Regions from separate parts of the Homo sapiens genome. Here region 1 is linked to region 2. The links are chromatin loops, found by intact Hi-C in ENCODE. Cell type or tissue: heart left ventricle. All regions are shown on one strand. Links, peaks and the distances in the headings refer to the core of each region. The heading gives the core; the rest is flanking DNA. Region 1 overlaps ZNF536 (zinc finger protein 536). Region 2 has its middle 150 kb from the start of ZNF536.

What was found. A loop is a pair of places that touch in the nucleus more often than their neighbours do. Peaks named below come from ENCODE experiments on the same cell type or tissue, not always from the same donor. Only the 100,000 strongest peaks of a DNase experiment are listed, where the experiment ranks them.
Region 1: it touches region 2 in a loop (31-fold over the local background); 37 of 110 quality-filtered maps call a loop at or near these places.

The regions. Positions count from the first base shown.
Region 1 is chr19:30,400,286-30,412,755 of GRCh38, reverse strand. All of the region lies in intron 1 of ZNF536 (zinc finger protein 536), which reads right to left. Among named protein-coding and RNA genes, the nearest start is that of ZNF536, 34 kb to the right of the region's middle. In heart left ventricle, for the core only: a CTCF peak has its summit at 6,032 (motif pointing right); no DNase peak of the experiment used is centred there.
Region 2 is chr19:30,221,141-30,233,610 of GRCh38, reverse strand. It overlaps a transcript of ZNF536 not described here. Among named protein-coding and RNA genes, the nearest start is that of ZNF536, 150 kb to the left of the region's middle. RefSeq lists silencers at 5,555-5,944, 10,937-11,096 and enhancers at 9,503-10,003, 10,004-10,504. In heart left ventricle, for the core only: a CTCF peak has its summit at 5,813; DNase peaks (open chromatin) are centred at 4,655, 5,830 and 8,092; H3K4me3 peaks cover 6,005 bases; H3K27ac peaks cover 3,641 bases; H3K27me3 peaks cover 5,249 bases.

The DNA.
Region 1 (12,470 bases), core at 2,299-10,298, 180 kb before region 2:
CTCTGAGACTAGGATAGTGCTACTAGATATAGCATATAAGACAAAAAGAAAGAAGGGAGGGAGGAGAAAGAGGAGAAGAAGGAGAAGGGGAAAAGGAAGGACAAGAATTACTGTTACTACTATTACTACTACTTTCTATTAGAAGCTATAAGGCAATCTCATTTATAAACAGCAATATAAATATCAAATAAAATATTAGTGAAATGAACCATATGGTATATTCACATAATTTATTAAAGAACAACTAGAGTTTACCCCCAATAATTCAAGATTCATTCAACAATAGAAAGTCTACTAATTCACTATATTAATATCTTACAAGAGAATAATCATATTATATCAACAACATCCCAAGATCACTTGATAAAATTCAACATTCCTTCCTGATTTATAAAAAGATAAATGGCCAAATCACACATTATGTTTAATGGCAAAACATTGGAATTATTTCTGTTAAAGCTAGCAACAAGACACTCTGTCCTGGAAGTCTTAGTCAATACAAACAATGTGAAATTTTTGGAAAAAAAAAGAAGTTATGAGTTGTAATTATTTACAAGGACTAGGCAAAACTGTCATTATTCACAGTTGAAAATGACTGTACCTAAAAGATCCAAAGAATAAAGTATGAAACTGTTAGTACTAATAAATCGTAGTAAAATGTCAAAGATAAAATCAATATACTGAAAATGATCACTTTCCTGTATAAAAAAAAACAATTGTAAGTTGTCAGAGGAAATTTCAAACACCCAGAATAAATATAATAAGACATGGGCAAAATCTATAAAAGTAAAACAGAAAACTTTACAAAAGGGCATAAAATAAGACCTGAATAGAACTATACCATGTTCATGGATGAAATGGTGATATCATAAATACATAAATTTTTTTAAAATTAATCTATAAATCCAAGTCAAATTATCAATAAGATCATCTATCAAACTTATCAAGTGAAATCTAAAATTCATCATTAAAAAATGTGATAATTGCCAAGCAAGTTTTAAGAAAGAATAAAAAGACAGCATGTGTACTATCAAATCAAAATACAGTAAAACTATAATAATTGAAATAATGTGGTAGTATACAGAAGTAGACAAATATGTCAATGAACCAGGTAGAGAGAAGCCCGAAAGTGACACGTGGTTTTGATAAAGGTGATGATTCAGATATAAAAATAGACTGATCAGTAAACATATTGAGATAATAGTCTATGCATTTAAAAAATACATTACACAACATTACTTCACACAAAAAGTTTTAAAACTAAGAAGTCATCACTGAAATCATAGGAGAATTTTTTTATAATCCTTGGTAAAGACTTTTTAAAATGAAGCCATATAAAGTTGTATAAATAAAAATGTATCTTTAACTATATTCCAAAGGAAATTCATATAAAAATTTTAAAATTTTGGTGCATCAGATTGCAAAAAAAAACTAAAAAGCTTTATTTGTATATATTGTTGGTACAGGTTTGGGAAACTGACCATTCTCACACACTATCTGCAGAAAAGTAAACTGGTGCACCCTGTTTAGAAAGCAATTCTTCAATATCCACGAAAATTTTAAATGTGCATACCGTTCAACCTAACAATGCCACTTGGAGGTATCCATATTATAGAAATATTCACATGTGTATGTGCCAGAAATTTTTTTGCAGCATTTTTTTAATTGGAGAAAGAATGGAAATGATTCAATCATTGACCCATTGGAAAATACCTAAGTAGTTATGGTACATCCATATCATGGAATTTTGTCCAAGTTTAAGAGAATTAAATAGATCTCTATATTCTTAAGTATATAAATGCTAGTGTCAAAGCAATGTGTATACGGTTTTGCCATGTTTGTGAAAAACAAGAACTCCTTTGTATTTATATGCATTTGTGCATGTGCAGAGATAATGCCAATCCATGAAAAATTATTACCTCTTGAGAAGAGGGTGAAATTGAGGTGAAGGTGAGAGATTTTAAAAAGACCTTCACTTGGCCGGGCGCGGTGGCTCACGCCTGTAATCCCAGCACTTTGGGAGGCCGAGGCGGGCGGATCACGAGGTCAGGAGATCGAGACCATCCTGGCTAACACGGTGAAACCCCGTCTCTACTAAAAAACACAAAAAAAAATTAGCCGGGCGTGGTGGCGGGCGCCTGTAGTCCCAGCTACGCGGGAGGCTGAGGCAGGAGAATGGCGTGAACCCGGGAGGCGGAGCTTGCAGTGAGCCGAGATCGCGCCACTGCACTCCAGCCTGGGCGACAGAGCGAGACTCCGTCTCAAAAAAAAAAAAAAAAAAAAAAAAAAAGACCTTCACTTTTCATTGTTTATTTATTTCAAATAATTTTTTAAAGTTATTTTATTTATAAATTTCAAAGAACAAAAAGTAAATGGAGTTTTCCTATATATCTTATATATCAGTTGGAAAATGTAATTTTAAAATCTCTTTAATAGAAAATTATGAATATGTGTGCAATGTGTGAATACAAAATTTTACCCTAAGGATATACATCAAAATAAGCACTTAATGGATTAGAAATTTATATTTAAAATAAAATCATAAATACTTAAGGTGAATTTAGGAGTATTATTAATGGGGTAGGAAATCATTTTCAAAGCATGGCACTAAAAAGTAAAGGAATACATTAAAAGATTTAATCACTTAAATCCCTTTATCTCATTAGAAAACACCATGTACGAACTATTTTTCCAAGTGAAATACTTCGAAGAAACAATTAGAAGATGTGTATAAGACAAAGGGTTAATATCTCTGATGTATGAAGAGATGCTACAGTTAAAAAAAAAAATTCAAATACCCAAAAGGAAACCAGACAGAAGGCATAAACAGGTAATTCACCAAAGGGACTTAGAGGCATTCCATTAAAGATATGTATCTTTACATCTATATAGAGAGATATCTACATAAAATATAGATATACATACATATTAAGCTTGAGAAATAAAAAGCAAAATGAGACAGTTTGCATATAAAATTAGTACGGTGTACCACTTTGTTAAATAACATTCAGACTTGAAGGAATATAAGGAAAGGGACAGGGTCATAATTTGTATGGCAGTTGTGGTGGTCGGGGGACGTAATTTGACATAACATGCCTGAAGGGCAATTTGGCAACAGGTATTCAAATCTTTAAATGTGCATTCTCTTTAACCTGGCAATTCCACTTCTAGCAATTAAACCTAAGGAAATAATTAAGAACGTGTACAAAGATTTAGCTGAAATGATGTTCATCAAAGTGTCATTTATAAAAGTACACCTAGATTGCCCTTCTTCCTTGTCTGCTGCCAAGGAAGCTGGGAGCAGGGGGGCCAGGGATTCGGAAGGAGAAAATTAGACAGGGCGCCTCCCAAGGATAACAACATAAGAAAAGAGAGCTCTGTAAGATTAGCGAGGCTTGAGATGTCCTTTAGCAGAACAAGGTGGTCTGAATCTCATAGGCCTGCTGCAGACTATTGGCAGGAAATACACTCTCCAAGTTCAAAACCTCTGACTTTTATTTATTTATTCATTCATTTATTCAACAAATATTTATTGAGCAACTACTCTATGCCAGACACCATTCTACATACCAGAGATGAATGTTTAGATAGAAAGATATGGATAGATGGATGAATGGATCAATGGATGGATGAATAGACGAATGGATGATAATGGATTAATGATGGATTTGTGGGTGGATGGATGGATGGATGGATGAGTGGATGGATGGATGAATGAGTGGATGGATGGATGGATGGATGGATGGATGGACCAATGGATGATAATGAATGAATGAATGAATGATGGATTTGTGGGTGGATAGATGGATGAATGGATGAGTGGATGGATGAATGGATGAATAGACAGATGAATAGATGGATGATGATAGATGAAGGATGGATAGAAGATCGATGGATGGAGGATGGATGAATATATAGATGGATGGATGATAGAGAATAATGGATGGATGAATAGATGGAAGGATAGATGTATGAATAGATGGAAGGATAGATGGATGGATGATGGACAGATGGACCGATGGATCAATGATGGCTGATGGATGGATGGACATATGGATGGATGAATAACTAATTACTAACAACCAAAGGAATAAAACAAAAGCAGATTGCAACTGCGATGTGACCACCTTGATACCCTTCTTCCACTTACTTCCTGTGCCCTCACCAATATCCCTCCCAGCTGCTGAAATTGGCAGAGAGAGCAGCTCACAACTCTCACCAGAGGTCAAGAAGATTGAATGGCAGTAGAAAACAGTGATGACTTTCTAATTCCTGGAGAAAAGGCTGTGGCCTGGACAAATAATGCAGATGGAGTACTGAAGGAAAGAAGCTCAAGGAACAAAGGTGGTGATGGGGAGGGGAGGCTGGCTCACAAGGGCATCCCCTGGATACCATGCACTAATCAAAAATGGTACAGACAAATGCTTAACACCCGTGAGCAGACACTCAGAAGGTTAGGGCAATTATACTAGTGGCCAATTTTACTAGAATGCAACACCCAGATTTCCACCCTTCTCCCCATGGTCTATAATGGCCTGGATTCAATCACCACAAACCCAAAGCAAAAAACAGGTTGAACTTCCTCTACACCTCTGTGCACACATGTACTCGTGCACAGGTACATGCATCCACTCACACAAAAAGAAACACAGCCCATCTTTCTCATAACCCACCTCCAATCCAAAAGTATATGCCTGAGACCCCTTCAGGGTTGGTGATGAGTGGGCCAAGGCAGGTACTCATAGTGCCCATCACATCAGAGAAAACCCAACTGATTTCATGACGGCCACTTTCCTCTCAACAAAGGAAACCCCAGTCATCCTCTGTGAGCCAAAGACAAGGAGCCCAGTCCCCAGATCTAATGAGAGAAAAAGAAAATTGGAAACCATCTGTATTTCCACCCACGGGACTGGATTAAATAAATCAATCATGGTAGAGTCATGCAATTGTTTTTGCACTCATCAAGAAGGGTGCAGAAGAATACATTAAATTCAGTGGCTGTTCACAAAATGGTATGCAAGCATAATCCACTTTATGTACAACAACAAAAAGAGAGAATATATATGCATAAGGGCCTGAAAGGAGAGACAGCAAAGAACTCATCTTGGTGATCACCCAGGGATGTCCATTCCCTTCCTGCTGCTCAGAACACAAACAGGGGATTTTGGAAACCCCAAAGTGAAGCCTGTTGGTCAGAAGTTCGTGAGGCCCCGGCTTGTGACTGTCGTCTGGGGCGGGACCATCTTGGGGACTGAGCTCTCACCCTGTGGGATCTCCGGGTAGATGGTGGCAGAATTGAATTGGGGGACACCCAGCTGGTGTCCACTGCTGGGTGTGTGGGGAGCCCCCCACCCTGACATTTGGTCACAGAAGTCTTCTTCTATGTTGATGACTATAGTTGTAGTGTGAGAGAAGAGGAAAATCATGGTTGGAGAGTTTTCTCGAAACAGCAAGCTGATTTTGAAATCAGCTCATTATGTAATGTTTAGAAAAACTAGCAAAACGTCAATATAAACAAAAAGGAAGAAACATCCTTTGTAGATTTTTCAGCCTTCTGGGGATCATAAGGTCAGTCTGTTGGCCACACAGGACAGGGTAGGTCAGGGAGGAGCAAAGTGGAGTTGTAGGGCTGGCTCCCTGGTTCCGGTGATCCTTTATCCAGCCACCTGCTGTGACCCCAGTAATAAGTGAGCAAAGTAACAGGCACAAGAAAGGCAGCAACTTCTGCAAAAGCAAAATCCCCCCTCATTAAAGTAACTGGTGGGACCCGACATGATTGCAGTCAGTCCAGGGTCCAAAGCAGAGACAACAGAGGTTGGGGATGCCCTCTGTCTACTCTGTGGATCTCCTCTGCTCGCATCTCTTTCTACACTGTTTAGGGATCAAACATCTTTTAAAAGGTTATCACCATGAGAAACTGACATGATAGCAACACCCAGGGAAATGCCAACAAGTTGTGGTGGCCCCTGCTTTAAAGGAGCACACCCGCTACAGAAAACTTGTTCACTGGAGGCTGTCACACAGTCATTCCACAGACAGTCTCCAGGGGTCACTCTGTGTCAGGCACCAAGCTGTGCCAGCCCCGGCACGTTGCTCAACCCTTAAAAGGAAAACTGGCCGTACAGTTTCCCAGTGTAGAAACAGAGCTGGGAGATGACCCCAATCACTGCTAGATAATCCAAGTTTCCTCAATGCTTGGAGCTAAAAATACGCATTTCCTATCTCAGGTATTTATAGCCCTACAATGTATCCTTCCCCAACAGCAGAGCTCTCCTACATCAGCCTGCAGTCTCCTGGCCAAAATCCCTGTTGGCCTGGAGTAAAGCGGTGTGGATTTCAAAGAAAACACCTTCAGAACCTTCCCCAACCCATGACCATGGCAAATTAAGATTCTTGCTCGGTGGCACCTGCTCCTGATCCTTTCCTAGTCCTTAACCACACTCCGCTCTCTCGTCTCCCACTCCTCTTCCTTGGGTTGTTTCTCCCTGGGCATGCATCGCGGTTGACTAGTTGTTCCCTTTTCTTGGTGCCCCTGCTAGGCTATAAATTCATATGTTAACAATGATTGTGTCTCTCCCATGTGCCCTGCACATGGAACAATGCACATACTTCTAGCATGGAAGATACTCAGGAACTCCTGACTTTAGAGATCCTTCAGGTCTGATAAGATAGAAACAGTGGCTGGGCGTGGTGGCTCACGCCTGTAATCCCACCACTTTGGGAGGCCAAGGTGGGTGGATCTCCTGAGGTCAGGAGTTTAAGACCAGCTTGGACAACATGGTAAATCCCGTCTCTACGAAAAATACAAAAATTATCTGGGTGTGTTGGCGGGTGCCTGTAATCCCAGCTACTCGGGAGGCTGAGGCAGGAGAATCGCTTGAACCCAGGAGGTGGAGGTTGCAGTGAGTGGAGATTGTGCCAGTGCACTCCAACCTGGGATACAGAGTGAGACTCTATCTCAAAAAAAAAAAAAAATGTTAACAGTGCCTCTGCATCAAGGGCCTCCACATTCTTCAGTAAGTAATCCAATTTCCAGTAGGCAGGATGCAAAGGTGGAAAACGATTCGGGTGTGGCGACTGATCACACCGGTTCTGAAAATCCACCTTCTAGACTACAACACTGCGCCCATAAACAGTATCAAGAGGCAAGGGAGAAGTGCAGTCTTAAATGGTTTGGTACCCATGGAGAAGCTTTCCCTGGAAGACTCTGGTCTGATGGCTCATCAGACCCATCAAGCCTGAAGCCAGGAGCTAGGAGATGGTTTCCTAAGGTTCTGTTGAATCTCAGAACCTATGGAGTTCAGGCACAGGGAGACCCCAAGTTCAGGAAGTAGCAGTGCGGTGTTATTATATATACATAGGTTTTGTCTGCAGTTCCTGGCTCATAACTCCCATGGTCCCTGTCAGAGTCTTTTGTTGTAATGTTGGCAGTATTAGGCCTCAGGAAACAGAATATTTCTGATCTTTTTCTGACCTCCTTTCACCTGCCCCAAGGCAGGACTCTAATCTTCCCCCATCTTTCTGACTTGGGGTCTTAAGACCCTCCCCAAAGAGGGTCTCACCCTATATTCTGAAGGATATGTATGACATCATGAAGCTTCCCTAAAAACCCAAGAGGACTGGGTTCTGGGAGCTTCGGGATAGCTGAATGCCTTGAGGTTCCCGGACAGTGGTGCCCAGGGAAGGCGTGGAAGCTCCCCACCATGCCCCATACATTCCCCTACGCCTCTCTTCACCCACATCCTTTGTAATATTGTTGATAATAAACTGGTAAACATAAGTAAATGTTTCCATGAGCTGCTCCGGCAAATTAATAGGACCCAAAGAGGGGGTCATGGGAACCCCAACGTGAAGCCTGTTGGTCAGAAGTTCGTGAGGCCTGGACTTGCAACTGGTGCCTGGGGCAGGACCGTCTTGGGGACTGAGCTCGCAACCTGTGGGATCTCTGGGTAGATGGTGGCAGAATTGAATTGGGGACACCCAGCTGGTGTCCACTGCTGGGTGTGTTGAGGAGCCCCCCCGCCTCCGGACATTTGGTCACAGAAGTCTTCTTCTGTGTTGATGACTGTGGTTGTAGTATAAGAGAAGAGGAAAATCATGGTTGGAGAGTTTTCTAGAAACAAACAGCAATGGTAACTAACGTGGTACTTCCTGGGCACTCAGTCCTGTTCTAAGTGCCTTCACATAATTCTCAAACTCTATCAGTGAGTTTTACTACTATCATATTCGTTTTATGGTTGAGGAAACTGAGGCACAGAGAGGTTAAATAACTTGCCTAAAGTTTCACATCTGATCACTAGATTGCTGGGACTGAACCCCAGACTGCCTGTCTCCACATGCCATGCGCCTCACTGCTAAGCCATCACTACCTCAAGTGGCCTGCAGTTGAGGATGCTGGAGTTCCAGGGATGCTGGGGTGCCAGAAAACAGTGTCCCCCTCTGGCCTGCCCCAAATACAGAATCTACACCAAGGCTGTCTCCACATTTCCTTGGGGAGTCTGGGCTCTGCGCCCAGACTAGAAGCCTCTTGAAGGCAGGATGGCCCCCTTTGTGCCCAACCCAGGTCTGAGCACAAGGTAGGCAGGCCCTGCGTGGGCAACGCTGGCCTTACGCTACAGTTCTTCTACCTACCATCTTCCCTTGCAAGACTAGCAATAAGAAACGTGGGATGGAACAAATAGTGCACCGTGATGAGGAGATTCTAAATGAACAGCAGAAAAAAAAAAAAAAAAAAAAGAGGAAAGGAAAGGAAAGAAAAAAATGTAGAGGGGAATGCTGAAGGGCTTAAATTGCCTGAATCCACCCTTCAATTCCCATGAGTTCTTCGGCCAAGTGGAGATTACATTTACGGTCATCACCAGATGTTCACTGAGAGCCTACTATGTGACCATCCCATCCCTGAAGGCAACAGCAGCCTCCCATCAAAAGCCTGGTGCAGACACCGTTGTCAAGAGCACAGGAAGAACGAGGGGGACAGCATGCCCAGGGACAAAGAGCAGCTGGACCTTGCACTTGGAGACTCTGGCAATAAAACTGCAGCCGAGTGCAGCAGCAGACAGGGAGGCTGTGGAAGACAGCAAGTGGGTCTTCTTTCTAGAGCTGCAAGTTTGCAGGAGGTATGCATTTCACCAACTTCAATAAAGCGGATAGCAGCTCACTTTAGTTTCCATGCACTAGCCCTGGACCAGCCAAAGAGTTGGATTTCAGCAGAAAGAAGAGAGAAGCCCCTGTAGACTTCAAATTCTCCCTCCTGGACCTGATTGGAGATAGTCCTTCTTACCCAAATGCCACAACGATGACAGTTTCCTCTGCTTAAGAAATAGGAAAAATAGAGAAACACATTCTTGCGCAGCCTTTGACCTTTGGCTCTCACTTTCCTCCTTTCAGCATTTTTTCAGGGAAAGAGTTTAGATTTTCAAAGGCCTGCCTTGTCTGCGTTGTGCATTTTCCTGAAATGATGTAAAGAACAACTTATAAAAAATATTGTAATGTGGGAGAATGCAGACCCTCTGACTGAGCTCAGCGGTTTGTCTACAGTCACTCCGACGTCTGAAATGGCCAGATCACATATGCTTTGGAGGCTGGGACTAACAATATGTTATTGATGCCATTTTAAGCAATGCCAGGCAGCATCTCAAAGTGCAGCTCGTCAGCAGCGGTGTTCTCCTCCGCAAAGCATCCCTCCCCATCCCTTCTGTATGTGAAAGCCCAGAGTTGCAGGCATTCCTACCAGGGGGCCAGGGCACGGCAACACCAAATGTAAACATTTATTCCTTGACTCCAGGGAGAAGTCTGTCATGTCAGGCTTTGGGTTTGGGCCTCACAATAAAGCCTTTGTCTCTGCAAATGGCCAGGGTGGGGTGGGGGTAACATTCCCCTCCGACCCAGTCTAAACAGGAGAGCAGTTTAGTTTAAATCAAATTTTTGAAAATTATATATATATATATATATATATATATTTTTTAATTTTAAAAAATGTTTAAAAAGCAAGCAACACACATGTTTTTACAGTAAGTCACTGGGCTTATGAAGTAATATGACTCGAGATGCTCTGGAGGCGGCAGTTTGAGAATTGCATCTTTAAACCCACGTCGGCCGCGGTTTGCAAGCTTTTAAAACACAGAAGCCTGTCGAGCCGTACAGGGTTCCCGGTGAAAAAAGGCAAATGGAAGGTGGCTGGGAGAGGTAGAACAGGTTGTTTCAAATGATCAGAGTCTCCAGCACTTTTAGGAGGAAAGAAATGAATGCTGCTTCCTCCTAAAAGCGTAAAATGGAATATTCTTCCAGCCATTCTGAGACTGCCTTAGAAGTATTATGCTGTTACAGATTTCAAAAGGTTAGCTTCAATGAACCTGACATCAGTATAACCCAAAATAACCCATTCAAGAGAAAAGTAAGAAATAATTGCTGTTTTCTCTTTTTTTTTCCCCTCCACTATATTGCTATAATGATTTTGCATAACAGATTGAACAAAGTGCTGTTGTGACAGGTGGTAGAATTCAGCTAGTAAGCACCGAGACAGGGTTCAATTTAGTTTGTGAATCCTTTAATTGTTGTGCAGCTAATTAAAGAAGGTTCTTTACACTCGCAAGTGTTTACCGTTGCTAGTATGCATACATGAAAAATTAAATTGTGCCTTCAAGGGCTGAGAACTATAGAAAAATCATAGCTGAGGCTGCAACATGCTTACCAGCTCAAAATAGCTGCTTTTCACAATTGGAATTTGTAAAACTTTTTGCTAAGCAAATATAGAGCTAATTAGAAGTGTTCGTTGGACCAATTAACATTTAAATAAATAAGCCATATTGCACATTTCACAGTCTTTATTTAATGATGCTTCTAACTCTTTGGAAAGATTCTCTTAAGTACAAATAAGTTGTCACAAAAATGAAAGATAAAAATAACCCCATAACAGTATATGCTATTTTTTTCCTTTTCCCTTGAAGTCCTTTACTAAAACTCTGTACCTGTTGTTGAAGAAGAAGAAAACACACCTACCACCCACAAATCTAGCTTTTCCTTTCATCTTCTCCAGTTACCTTTCCCCCTCTTTGAATAGAAATAGAAAAACATATTTTATTACTATTTAAATGGTTATGATAATTCTGTTTACTTACGGTTTTTACCCCATTATAGAAAAAATCTGTTTCAGAAAATCCCACTTTAATCTGAGAACATGTGTAAGCAAGGAAAAGAAATGAAAAGAGACCCAAAACAGTAGTGTCTGGGGAATGTGGTAGAGAAAGCAGTGGGTAAAGTCCTTCACACGTGCTCCTGTGCAGAGCAAACCCCACTGGGGTGGTGAGCCCAGTTCCAGTGCTCACATCCATTCTTGGTGGAGGCCAGAGGTACTGGGACATGGGGAGTCTAACCCGGATCTTGAAGTCCTTCTTTCTTATTCTCAAATATCAAGATATGTAGACCAGACTGAAGCAGGAGGATAGCTGGAGCCCAGGAATTCCAGGCTACAGTGAGCTCCAACCTAGGTGACAGAGTGAGACTCCATCTCGTAAAAGAAAAAAAATAGATAGATCAATGGAACAGAATGGACAACTCAGAAGTAGCCCCCCACACAGGTAAGGCCAATTGATTTTTGACAAGGATGCAAAAGCAATTCCATGAAGGAAGGAGAGTTTTTTGCAGCAAATGGAGCTAGAACAACTGGATATCTATAAACAAACAACAACAACAACAAAAAGAGAACCTTGACCTAAATCTCATATCTTACACAAAACATGGATTACAAATGTAAATATAAAGCATAAAACTATGAAACTTTTAGAAGATAATATAGGAAAAAAATCATAGGAACCTAGGTCCTGGGCAAATGGTTCTTAAATATGATACCGGAAGTAAAATTCACAAAAGGAAAAATTAATAAATTGGATTTTGTCAAAATTAAATTTTTTGCTCTGCAGAAAACCCTGCTAAGAAGATAAAAAGACAAGCTACAGACTAGGGGAAAATGTTTGCAAACCATGTATCTGACCAAAGACTCATATCTAATATGTAGAAAGAACTCTCAGGCCAGGCATGGTAGCTCACACCTGTAGTCTCATCTGCTCACTTAGGAGGCTGAAGTGGGAGGATCACTTGAGGCCAGGAGTTGAAGGCTGCAATGAGCTATGACAGCACCACTGCACTGCAGCCTGGGCGACAAAGTGAGACCTTGTCTCAACAACAAAACAAAACCCCTCAAAACTCAACTCAATAAATAATATAATTAGAAAACAGGCAAAAGACATGGCCAGATATTTCACCAAAAAAGAGATATGAATAGCAAATAAACACATGAAAATATGTTCAGGAACATAACACTACATACTGATTAAAACAGTTAAAATTCTGTTCAAAATGACGATACTAAATGCTGCTGAGGATGCAAACAACCTGATCTCTCATGCATTGCTGGTACAAATGTAGGATGGTACAGCCACTCTGGAAAACTTTGACATTTTCTTAAAAAATAA
Region 2 (12,470 bases), core at 1,385-9,384:
TTTGGTAGGCTGAGGTGGGAGGACTGCCTGAGGCCAGGGGTTTGCAACCAGCCTGGGCAACATAGCAAGACCCCATCTCTAAAAAAAAAAAAATGTTAAAAACTACCTAGGTGTGGTGGTATGTACCTGTAGTCCCAGCTACTCAGGAGGCTAAAGTGGGAGGATCTCTTGAACCCAGGACGAGGCTACAGTGAGCCGTGATTGCACCACTGCACTTCAGCCTGGATGACAGAGCAAGGCTCCATCTCTTAAAGTTAAAAAAAAAAAAAAAGGTATCATTATCCTGCCAGCAAAGTGCCCAGCCTCAACTCACTCAGAGCCTAAGAACTATGCTTTCCACTGCTTAGTTTGCATGTCACAGTCAGGGGCCAGGGATGGGGTTCTCCCCCCGCCCCAACCCCCGACACCACCTCCATGTGCAATTGACCTCTAAGCAGTCAGAGCTGGGCCCCATGCCTTTGCTCAGATACAATTCATCCATGTGGAAGTTCTCTGCCCTCTCAGACCCCATGGGTCTTCCCCTGTTTAGTGCACAGTCCAACCCCCTGGACTTACAGGGCACTGGGATTTGTCTGTCTCCCCACCAGCTTGTGCAGTCCCCAAAGGTAGGACCACAGCTGACCTTCCACCCCCCTGAAGAGGCCCAAGACAAGGCCCAGCGCATAAAGTGTGGGAAATAAGCTTGATTCTCCCCAAGGGAGATATAGAAATGTCTGGAGACATTTTTGATTATCATAGCTGGGGGGTGCTACTGGCATCTAGTGGGGTAGAAGCTGGGGACGCTCCCAAACATCCTACAACGCACAGCACGGACTCCCACGAGTGCCCTGAGCTGGAGAAATGATGCCCAGGTTCATCTGTTAAGTTCCACCCAAACCTCACTCTCATCTGAATCTTGTCTCTTAGGGAAAATAAACCCCACCTCGAGCAAGCTCAGAGCATGTGAAAAGCCAAGTGCTTGATGCTGCTTATAGTAGCAAAAACTCCACTGTAAGAGAAAGACCAGAGATCTACAGTGATTTTTAAAAGTGAAAGCTCATTATCCTAAGCGAATTAACGCAGGAACAGAAAACCAAATACAGCATGTTCTCATGTATAAGTGGAAGCTAAAGATTGGGTACACATTAATATAAAGATGGCAACAATGGATACTGGGGGACACTAGAGGGGGGAGAAAGGCGGGGCAGAAGGGCTGAGAAACTACTGGGTGCCATGCTCACTACCTGGGTGACGGGATGCATTGTACCCCAGACCTCAGCATCACACAATGTACCCATATAGCAACCCTGCACATGTACCCCCTGAAGCTAAAATAAAAGTTGAAAAATTATTTTTTAAAAATCAGAAGCTGAGAGGAGACTCTCAGGGAGCCAGCAGAAGCAGCCACAGCAGCCCTTATCACCAGGCACAGTCAACAGGAGCCCGTTGATGGCATCAACTGGCCGGGGGAGGCCCCCACGCCCACCCCAGGTGGGCCAGATGGCTTCCCGCACAGCCCACCTTCCTGAGGGGGCTTCCATCCATGTTTGCCTTCTTTTGGGAAAAAAAAAAAGTGAGGGGGATTTCAGAAAACTGGACTGTGTTTCCTAGCATCTCTATTCTGAAGATGCATTTTCTTTTGTATTTCCTGATTTCTTCATTTATTTCCACCCCAACCCCTCCAACACACATGTACATTACAAACTCACCAGTCTATCCTGGATAGTACAATTGTGGATGAAAAGGAAATCATCTCAGAACAAGTATTTCTAACAGGCAGCACCCTTCCCCAGCACACACAGACAGACAGACACACACACACACACACATCACCACCACCACCATCACCAGCACAACCTAGGGGGCCACTCCCTGGCTTAGCGCATTCTGACCACACACATTATCTGCTCACTCCTCTAAGGACGTTCAATGCCACCAAGGGGACCATCACGGCAGCCTGAAGAGTCTAGACCTGAACAACCAATCCCTCTCCTTGGCAAAAGGCCTCCCTTCCAACTCCCGAGCAGGTACCACATGAAGCACACAGGTGAGCCCAACCAGGCAGACAGAGACCTCCCTCCCACTCCTCCCCATTGGCCCTGCTCCCTTCCCTCCAACTCCTCCACAGCCTCAGCCCAGACCCTGCCCTGGCACATTCTGGAGAAGGTGCCAGTGTGCACAGCAGGTGTGAGTTCAGAGGAAGCCCCTCCACTCACAAGGCCCCACTAGTAGCAATGCAAGCGAGTTTGTGCCCTGCTTTTAGATTCCAAAATCCAGCCTTCACAGCCTGAGAGATGCCACCTGACCACCCCTGTCCTTCCAGCCGAAATCTAAGGCCTCACTTGGAGATAGGCTGAGGCAGGGCTGAGCACTGGCCTGCCCTAGGTCCTGGCAGACAGGCCATGGAAGAGGCTTCTCTCCTTCATATGGACAAATGTTGACCTGCAGAAAACTCACTTGTTTTTAAATTTGCATCAAGTCTCACTTTAAATAATGTTGAGAACAAAATGCAAGCTGATATTTCAGCTTACTTAAAAGGCTTATTAAAAACACTAAATCCAAAGATGTTAAAAAGCTATAATTGTCCTCATTCAGCCTGGAAAAATAAATCTATTTGCTTTCTTCTTTTATGATACTCTTCTTATAAAAAAAAAAAAAAAGTTCATCTATATTCTCATGAGTATCATTGCTGTCTTTCTTCCCCCTCCATTCAAGGCACTTTAAAAACACCTGTGCCATTCACAGCCAACTTTTGAGCAAAAGGCAACCACATTTGGGGAAGGCTGTTTAATTCTGATTTCCTGATGCCAGAGATAAGCTTCTCTTGCTCAAAAGTAAGATGGAGTTCAGAGTTCACTTGAATGGGCTCGTGGAGCTGATGGAAATTTCTTTGGTTACCTAAGGCAAAGCAAACAAACCTAATCATTCAGCTCTTTGGGGTTCAGTGGGCAATGATTCCACATCTCAGCACTGCCTTCAGTACCCTATGGGCAACTGTGGGAAGTCGGGCGGCACCTTCTAGCTGCCTCTCTGTCCTCTCCCATAATGGGGGTTATTGGCCTCTGACTTGGACCAGAACAGCGTGACTGTCGCTCCCTGCCTGCCCTAAGTCTTCCGTGAAGACAGCCCGGCCAGCAGTTAAGTTGCTGAGTTGCGAAGATCTCCAGCCTGCTCAGAAGTTAACCACTCCAGGCACAGAACAAGATGGGCTTTCAGAGCTCTAGTCCAAAAGAATGCAAATTTATTGAAAGTGTTTTCTCCAGGTTCTCCATAATTACCATTTATGTCTCCAGGAACTGTTTCCCCAAACCCAGTTTAGGGTGAAAGCATTTTAGAGACTTTCCCTGCAGATGACATATGAGGTACTAACCTTTTTTCATATGCCCAGATGTTAAGTTCATTTTCATCACATTTATGTAAATTTCATTTGAACAGTAAATCAAAAGAAATCTTAAATCATTGTACACTAGTTAAAAATCAACACTAAATCCGGCTGACTTGCAGTGATATTAACATGAAGACACAGTTAAGGGGCTGAAGGTAGGAGGCAAGTCTTCCATGCAATGGTCTCAGAGTCCCTGCCATTGGTCACATGCAAATATCTCTGCCTGGTCACAATCGCACTTAAGTTTGACCAGATTAAGGGTCTTCTGGAAATGAAAGTCTTAAAAGTTTTCTAAACTTTGGGAAAACGGGTCCCTCAGCCCAGGGGCCTGTCATGTATGTCAGTGTCTGGGACTGAGGCAGACAAAGTCCACAGGCAGAGGCCCAGTGCTGAGACTTCTGGCAGCCGGGTTTCTCCTCAGTGGGGGGAAAAGTTAATTCCTAGGGCTCGGCGGTTCTGCATTTGTCAGGGAGCAGGACGTCAGTGCTATCATTACCAAGCAAATCAGCCAGGCGGTTAATGGTGGAATCAGGAGACATTTGCACTCCGCTATCAGAATGACATCATAACTAAAGCAGCCTTCAGCCAGAAGCCCTGGGCTCTCCCCGAGCAGAGGCCAGAGGGCTGCAGGGGCGACCCCCTGCGACTCCCTGGACTGAAAGCTGAGCCCCCCCCACCACCCGCAGCAGCTTTCAGGGTGGTGGGCGCAGCCCCAGGCAAGTTCCCAGGCTGGCCGGCAAACAAGAACTAGGGTTCTAGTCTTCCCCCAAGCAAATCGACTTTTCCCCTGGGTTCTGAACGCTGTAAATAATCATTATAATAATATTACATATTTTCAATAAAATTTGAGACACTGTGAAACCACTTTCCTTATCAGGCAAGGGTTGGTATTTTATAAATGCAGCTACATTTTCGCTATAGGATTGATGGCATTTCCAACAGAATTGTCAATCTCTCGGTGACCCTGTCTTTAGCAAAGAAGGTCTGCACTCTCCTTCAAGCAAAAGAAATAAATGATGCTGGGGGAAGGGGGACGAGCTAAGGAAAAAGCCCTTCCTGCTCTTGTTTTGGTTGCTTTTCTTTCTGTTTAAAAGCACAGCGCAAACACACACATACATACACGCACACGCAGACACAAACCTTAGAATAATGGGGGAAGCATTTGGCTACAGGCTTGCATTTACGGCGCGGCGCGACCAGCAGCCGGCCCCGCTCGCTCGCAGCTCTGCCCTCAGCGGCGGCCACTGGGACCGACTGCCCGCCCCCGACCCAGGCAAGATGCCCAACTGCGACCGCGCGCCCCCCAAGATCGCCTCCCGAGTCTCGCCACAGGTACACGCGTGGCCCAAACACTTCACCTGGCCCGAAAAGTCAGCAGACGGGGGAAAAAAAAAAAGTTGTGCGAGCAGCCAGCCGGGCAGTCCCGGAGCCCGCGGAGGCCGTCCTCCCGCCGCCCAGCCGCCCAGCCGCCCACACGCGAGGCCGGCCCGGGGCGGCGCGCAGCTCGCGGCACCTCGCTCCCGGCTTTGCGCGCTCACCCCGGGGCGCGCCGAGGCCACCGCAGGGCACTTACTTGGCACTTGCTTTTGAGTGTGCAGATCGTCGCGGTTTTCACTTGGGTTTTCAAACAAGTTTCAGGGAGAAAGAAGGAGGCAAAAAAAAAAAATCCAATTATGCAAATGGACTCCGGACTGGGAGGCGCGGGATGGATCTGACGCCGCTACTGTACGAGTTCTCGGAGCAGCCCCGGGCCGGGCAGATTTATGGGGGCGCGTCACGGCTACGCCAGGTCCCGCCGCCGGAGCATCTCGAAGTTAATTAAAGCGGTAATGTCCACTTTCCTGGCGACCCTCCGTGCGTGGGTTTACTATTTCACCATCAAACCCGACCCCGGCGGGGGCGGGGGCCCTGTCCCCACGCCTCTCCTTCCCTCTTCTGGCCGCCCCCCTCTTTTTCCTCTCTCCGTCTCTCACCCCTTTTTCCTCTCTTTCGTCTCTTTAAGTCGCCTGCCTTCCACTCAGTGAACAATGAACAAAGATGTGAGTGATGGGAAAAGATCGCCCCCCCTCCCAACCCCAGCAGAGAGCAAAGCCGGTCTTAAAGTAAAAATCCAGTTGCTAGTATCAAACTGGGAAAGAAAACAGCGCGTTCCCAGTCTCACCACCCCTTCCACACACACACACGCACGCACATACACACGCACGCACGCACACCCCACCCCAAGTTCACCTAAGCCCTGGCTGGAGACTGGGGCGTCAAGGTCAGGGCGCGCGGGGCTGCCCAACTCGCCGGGGACACCAGGGTTGGGGAACGGCGCGTGCTCTGGTCAGGCGTGCTTCCCGCGCCCATCCCCGCCGGTCCCCTCCGCCGGCCCCCTCCGCGCCTCTACACCGGCCGACCAGGCCCGGCGGCCCGCTCGGGCTGCCCGGCCGCCGGATGCGCTCAGCAAACGCGGCCCCTGTCGGATTTCTGCTAAATTGCACAGCGGCGGCGGCGGCGGCGGCGGCTGCCGGGAGAAGGCGCAGGAGGAACCGGAGGGCCGTACCGCGCGCTCGCTCACTCCGCCCCTCCCGCTCGCCCCTCGCCCCGGCCCCGCCGGCCGCCGGCTCCCACCCGCGCACACGACCCAGCCCCCAGGACGCACCGGGTGCCCGAGCCCCGCAGGCCGGGACACCTCGCAGCTGCCGTATTTTCTGCTAAAGTGAAAACGAAGGCGGCTGACAAATCACGTCTCCGGCGAGGCACCCGTTAGACATAACAATATCTGGCAAACAAAACCCGGCCGCCGCTGCCACCCGCACGCGGGGCTGAGACCCCGCCCTGCTCTTTCTCGGCCCCCAGCCCCTGGCCACTGCGTCCTCAACTCCAACGCTCCCCGCCCCCCAACATTCCAATCCTCCACCTAACTCGGGAACGGTGGACATGTTCTCCAACAGGCACACAGTAGGAACCACTCACAATACAGAAGTGAAAAGGGGGGGACTTAACTTTCCACCTGTCCCCAAAGAAAGCCCTGCCGGAGTTCACTCCGCAGAGTGAAGAGTGAGCAACACAGGTCTCTCTCTGCCCAGCCCTTTTTCTTTCTTTTTCCCTAACTTCCCCGCGTTTCGACCTTCCTCCACTTCACATACATCCGTCTATATGGAGATATCTATATTTTAAATTATTTGCAAAACTGCAACAGATGGGCGCGTCGAGATCTGGACACTTTCCTACTCATCAAAGGAAAGCTCTCCCCCAACCCTAACTTTTTTTTTTTTGCCTAAAATACACCCCGAGTCTCGCCTACGACTGTTTTCCTCAATTCATCTTCGAAAAATAATGTCTTGAAGCAAACAGAAAAAGGCTTATCAGCAAAGATCATTCCTACCCCAGTCATGCATCTGCGCTGGGGGGACGGGAGGCGTCCCCCCAGATTGCACTCTTCCCAGACGCCGCGCAAGCCCTGCCTCTCCTCTGCCTTCCAGAGCCCCCACGCCCGCACTTCCTCGCTCTGATTGGCCTCATTTCTCCAGCCTGGGACTGGCCGGCTCTTTTCCCTCCATAACCTGTTACTTATTTATTTATTTATTTCCTCTTTGGCCCCCGGCTGGGCCCCCAGGCCGAGGCCCGGCTGGGGCAGGTGCTGCGGGCGCCGCCTGCGCTTGCAGGCGCCACGGCCTTTCCTGGGGTCGCGGGTTCGGACCCTGGCACCTCAGCCCTGAAACCAACTCTCCGGCCTCAGCCTGGCCAGGCTCCCGGGGCACAGGAGGCCGATGCAATCACAAAATGGCAGATCTCAGCGGCTCTCGGCGCCCGCAAGTTTGACACATTGTAAGCATCAGCTAACTTTAATTGAAAAAAAAAAAAGGTTGCAAATTACCCTCTCTCCACGGGCGGAGGGGCCGGAACCCCGCAGTGAGCGCGGACCAGAGAAAGAGCGCAAGGCGAACCCCCGTCCCAGGCAGAGGAGAAAATGGGGAAAGTCACTTGAGCAGAAGTTTCCGCGGCCCCAGCCTACCCCCTCCCCTTTTTACTCCCCCCACCCCCCAGACCCTCTTGAAAGTTTCCCGGGGCCTGAGAGTGGCTCGCGGGCCGCTCGCGGGTGGGGGGCGCCGGCCGGGTCCCCGGAGCTGGACGCGGGGTCCCGATCGCGCGCCGGGCGCCAGGCCTCGGGACTCCTTTTCAAAGTAACGGTCCCGGGACCGCGGGCGGGGAGGCGGCGGCCCAGGCGCAGGTCCCGCTCGCCGCCGAAGTTCTCTAGCGCCATACGATGCCCGGCCGCAGCCGCCGGCTCGGTTTTCCTCTTCTTTCCCCCCACCCCCCACCCGCTGACAGCTTCTCTCGCCAACGTCACAGCCACGGATATTTAATTAGACCGTATTTTTTAATCGCGATGGGGCGAGAAGGAACCGGGCGGCAGGCCTCGCCGAGATGGGGAGGGGGAGGGGACGGGGGGGCCGCGCCAAGAGTCCAAACTCACTTTGCCACCTCCCGGACGCCGAAGCTGCCCCCCCACCCGCCGCCGCCCCCCCGCGCCGCGCCCCCCGCACCGCGCCGCGCCCCGCGATCCCCCCCCCACCTTTGTTTTCCTTACCTTAAACATTGAAACGCGGGCGTCAGGAGCAAACTCGGGCACGTAAACGGAGCGTTGTAAAAGATTGTGTTCAATGAATAATGAAACATGCCCACACGATTGACTTGATCATTTTCCGGGGCTGAGGGGGGACGGGCGCCCTGCTCGCGCGCCTCACTCGCCCACTCGGCAGAGCCCTGCGAACTGTTCCCAGCCCAGCCGGGGCAGGGCGGGCTCGATTTTCATCAGCCTCTTTTCAGAATCGCCCCGTTCATTGATACTCATCACCCAGCCCCAGCAGACATCCCCATCCCCGGCTCGGCCTCCCCCTATCTGGTAGGTGAAATGCATTGTACCATTAAAAACGCTCTCCATTGTCGCCCTGGCATAATTCACAGCAACTAGATAGGTCTTGCGGCATTTAGCTTTGATGAGCCAGAGACTGAACCCTTGATATAATAATCTACAAAGAATGGTGTGTGATCGTCCATTTTTTCTCTCTGTCTAGCAACTAAGAAACCATTTAACACAGCGCAGCTTGGTTCTGACCTTGAGCTCATGTAAACACACTTATTAAAATCTATCTATTCTCCAAGAGCTACATTCTGATTGTCAGACTCGTTACTGAGACATATATCAGCCCCTTCCTTGTCACTACTTTGCATTCCTGCCTTTGACTAAAGAATTTTTTATCCAGCCGAGAGGGAGAGAGAGACTGCCACGGAGAGAGAGGAGAGAGAGACGGAGAAGGGGCGAGGAAAAAGCGTAATTCTTACCTGCTCCTGAAACTATTTAAAGTCTGTTTCTTTTCTGGGAGGAAAAAAAAAAAAAAAAAAAAAAACTCCCGGGTGAATCTCGGTGGACAGCGGGACGCGAAGAATCAGTCACAGCCCGGGCGTTTAAGGGAGTCATCAGCGATCAAATGACGTTGATCCGCGCTGTAACCTTGTGGCGTATTTAATGTAAATAAGGCAGTTATGTTGCCAATCGCCGCGATACAAACGCGGAGAGGTCCTCAGCCTCGCCTCCCGCGCCTGCCATTAGAGGCGACTTTATTTACAGACACTATTTAGGAGATCATGATAATTCTAAAACAATACTAGTGCCAAATGATTATGAAAATATGATTTTAATTAATCACGTAGTAGGCAAGGAAATTAGCATACGGTAATTAAACTTCGAGAAAAACGTCACGCAGGTTCTCTGCCTTATGGGTGTAGAATAATCATCATGCGATGGGCTCCAGGACTTAATTATCAAACAAAATAACTTTTTTAAGGCAACTTTGCAAGGCGGGTCCTCTGGGCAAACGTTTCGGTAAATAATATAAGCAGAAGTAACAAGGTGGGGGTGTGAGTGGGGCATGAGGTTGGTTTTCTGGGAAGCTAGGAGGGGGGAAGAAGGAGGAAAAAGCTGGATAATGCAATTATGGATTCTCTGTCCTAGAGTTGACAAAAGCTGGTGCCTCAAAAAGCCTCTTTGTTATGGGATTATATAATGATCCTGGTGTCATTATGGGAAAAAAGATTCAGTAATAATAATAATAAAAGAAGTATCCAGATACACCAATGAGGGGCTTGTTTTAAAGAAAAGCCTCGCATGTGACACTGGGCATGTTAATAGCAAAGAGACAGGATCCAAAAGAGTTGACAAAAAAAAAAAAAAAAAGGATACAGGGAGGGAGAGCGAGGTGGGGGGAGAGAAAGAGAGAGAGAGGCCTGTGTTGCGCATGATTAAGAAGTGATGGAGACAGATTGATTATTCAAAACGCCAAGCCACAGGGGCACTTAAAACATTGATTCAGGTAAGACTTGCTCCAGCCTGCCCGAACTGAGCTCCCCCAAGATGACTGACGGGTTTTAAACCCGGGCATCACAAGACATCAAAAGCAAAGATACAGAAAAGGCATGCCACAGCCTCCCCATCACCACCCCTCTCCAGCTGAAGGAGTCATTCGGTGGCAAGCAACCAGTCCAAGAGTGAGGGGAGAGACACAGAAAACTTTGCGCTGGGAGGAGCGCTGGGTTAGCGTGCCGGCGTTGGAGACGGACGCGTCGCAGCTGCCCTGGGCGCTGGGCCTGGGCCCTCACCGCCGGTGGTCCTCTCCCCAGGCGCGCCGTCGGCGGGCACCGGGCCTTGCCGCTGCCAGCATCCTCGGACCCTGCCCTGAGAACCCAGCGCTCCTTGCTGCTGCTCTCTCTCCCTCTCTCTCTCTCTCTCTTCTCTCTCTCTCTCTCTCTCTCTCTCTCTCTCTCGCCAGGAGTGCACTGGAGGAGTGAGGAAATAATCACTTTCCTCCAACAAGCTAGTTCCAGGAGATTCTTAAAATCCGCTCAAATCTCTGCAGTGGTGTTTTTAAAAAATTCTCTGCCTACCCAAAAAAGTTTAGGAATTCAGCCCACATTTTCCAATCTGATGTGTCTGAAATTCTCTTTGAACAAATACCAAAATACAAGGGTTTTTTTTTTCTTGTATAGAAATTAGCATCGCAATCACATGAATGATATCACTATCTCTATGGGAATGATAGCCTGAGCGGTGGGGTGTTCTTTATTCCAATTCTTCGTGGATCAACTGATTATACTCCGTCGTCTTTTGAACCTGTTATTGTAAGTCAAGTGATTCTTTATAAGTGACAGAGCGGACAAAGAGGCGAGCAGGGCCGAGCAGGTCGAAAGGAAGTGACCATATGGACTTGGAGAAAAGGCACTTTCTCCCCTACAGAATGGGGGTCGCCTTTTAACCCTCGAGCCGCCGGCCTCGCCTGGGCCGTGGGAGGCACGGAGCCCGGCGCGCGTCCTGGCGTCGTTCTGGGGGTCCCTGGCGGTGTCTGGCCGGTCTGGGCCGGGCCCATGGCCTCCAGGCCAGGGGAGCCCCTTCCAGGCCTGGAGGCCCAAGGCTTCTGCGGCCTCGGAGCCCGTGCGTCTCGGGAGGGCCGCGCTCCCGGTGGCCCGGGGTGCTTCGCCTGGGGCGCGCTGCCGCGAGGGGGCTGCCACGGCTTTGCGTGGCCGGGCGGGGTGGGACCCACCGGGCAGAGACAGCGCGCTCATCGGAGGCCAAGCCCCGCCTGAGCCCCGCAGACGGCCGGGCAGGGGGCTCTCCGGCTCCCCCTGTCGGCGCCGACGCCCTCTGCATGCCTCCAGGACCTGAGCAAGCTGAGTGGGGGTCCCCGGGGAGACCTCCCGGCGCGGCCCTTGTTGGGAGTGGGAGGTGGAGGGTTCCAGAAAATGGACAGAGGCCCCTTATCCTCCAGATGCCGAAACTTGACGCCTACCTGCGTCTCATTAAAGTATAAAAGTTCCCCACTGGCTCCCCACCCACCAGCCCCACCCCACCAGGGGTGTTTTGTGGCCGCTTTCATAATTTGTGGCTCTCCTATGCTTTTCCCCGTATCCAGGATTTCTCGGGGTCCCCATCTTCCTCCCTTGGGTCTGGCCTCTCTCTGCTCTTCCTTTTCAAACTCTCGAGTATTTCTCGCTGCCCCTGCCTCGCCTGGCCAGGGCTGGAACCCCTTGGATTTTCGGCAGAGGCTCCCATGGGCCCACCCCTCCCCTGCCCAAGAGTCCTGCACTCTTCAGTACTCGAAGCTGTCTCTAAGGGCAGCCCCTCCCTACCCAGGGGACGTTGACCCGGGCCTTCCACTCCTGCGGAATCCTCAAGGCCACTCCCGCCATTTAATTTCTTGAAACTGATGAAAGTTACTGGGAACTTGGGATGATGAGTTAGGTGGGTGGTGGCTGTGGGTAAAAATCAAGGTGGTGAAATGAGTTCTTTGGTGACTCCTGGACCAGCTCAAAAGCAAGGCTGGGAAGCGCTGCACCAGGCTGGAGCCCATCAGCTCCTTATAAGAAGCGTTCAATCACTCAAAGTGCCTACTTTGAAAGTGATACTGATCACACCAATAGGTTTGTTCTGACCTCTGTCATTCGCGCCTCAAACATGGCAGTGATTCATAAAATGTTATCAAACCATTACTTTGGAGTTGCACTCCTGGTCACAACACTACTCATTTTGTTTGTTTGTTTGTATATTGCTATTCTTTTCCCTTCACTCTCTTCTGCTCCTTATAATCCTGCCTCCTTCATAGTACACCAGGTCTTCTTATAATATTGTTTCCTTCAACATTGTTTCCTTATAATGTAATGAGAAAAAAACATGGATTCCAGCCAGGGCCACTATCTGTGCGGACTGTGTACGTTCTTCCCAGGTCTGCGTGGGTTGTCTCTGGGTACTCACGTTTCCTCCCATGCCCCAAAGACATGCACGGTAGGTGAATAGCCATGTCTGCATGGTGCCAACCCGAGGGAGTGTAGGTATATGTATGAGTGTTCCCTGCAATGAGATGGCATCCTGTCCAGGGCTGGTTCCTGCCCTGCACCCTGAGTTGCTAAGACAGGCTCCAGCCCCTTGAGATGGTGAACTGGAATCATCAGGCTGGAACATGAAACAATGAATGAATATAAATTATTGTCAAATAAAATACATAAAATATATGATAATCATACTAATGTATGCCAAGAAACAGTACAGTACAAAAGTGCTCATAGTTGT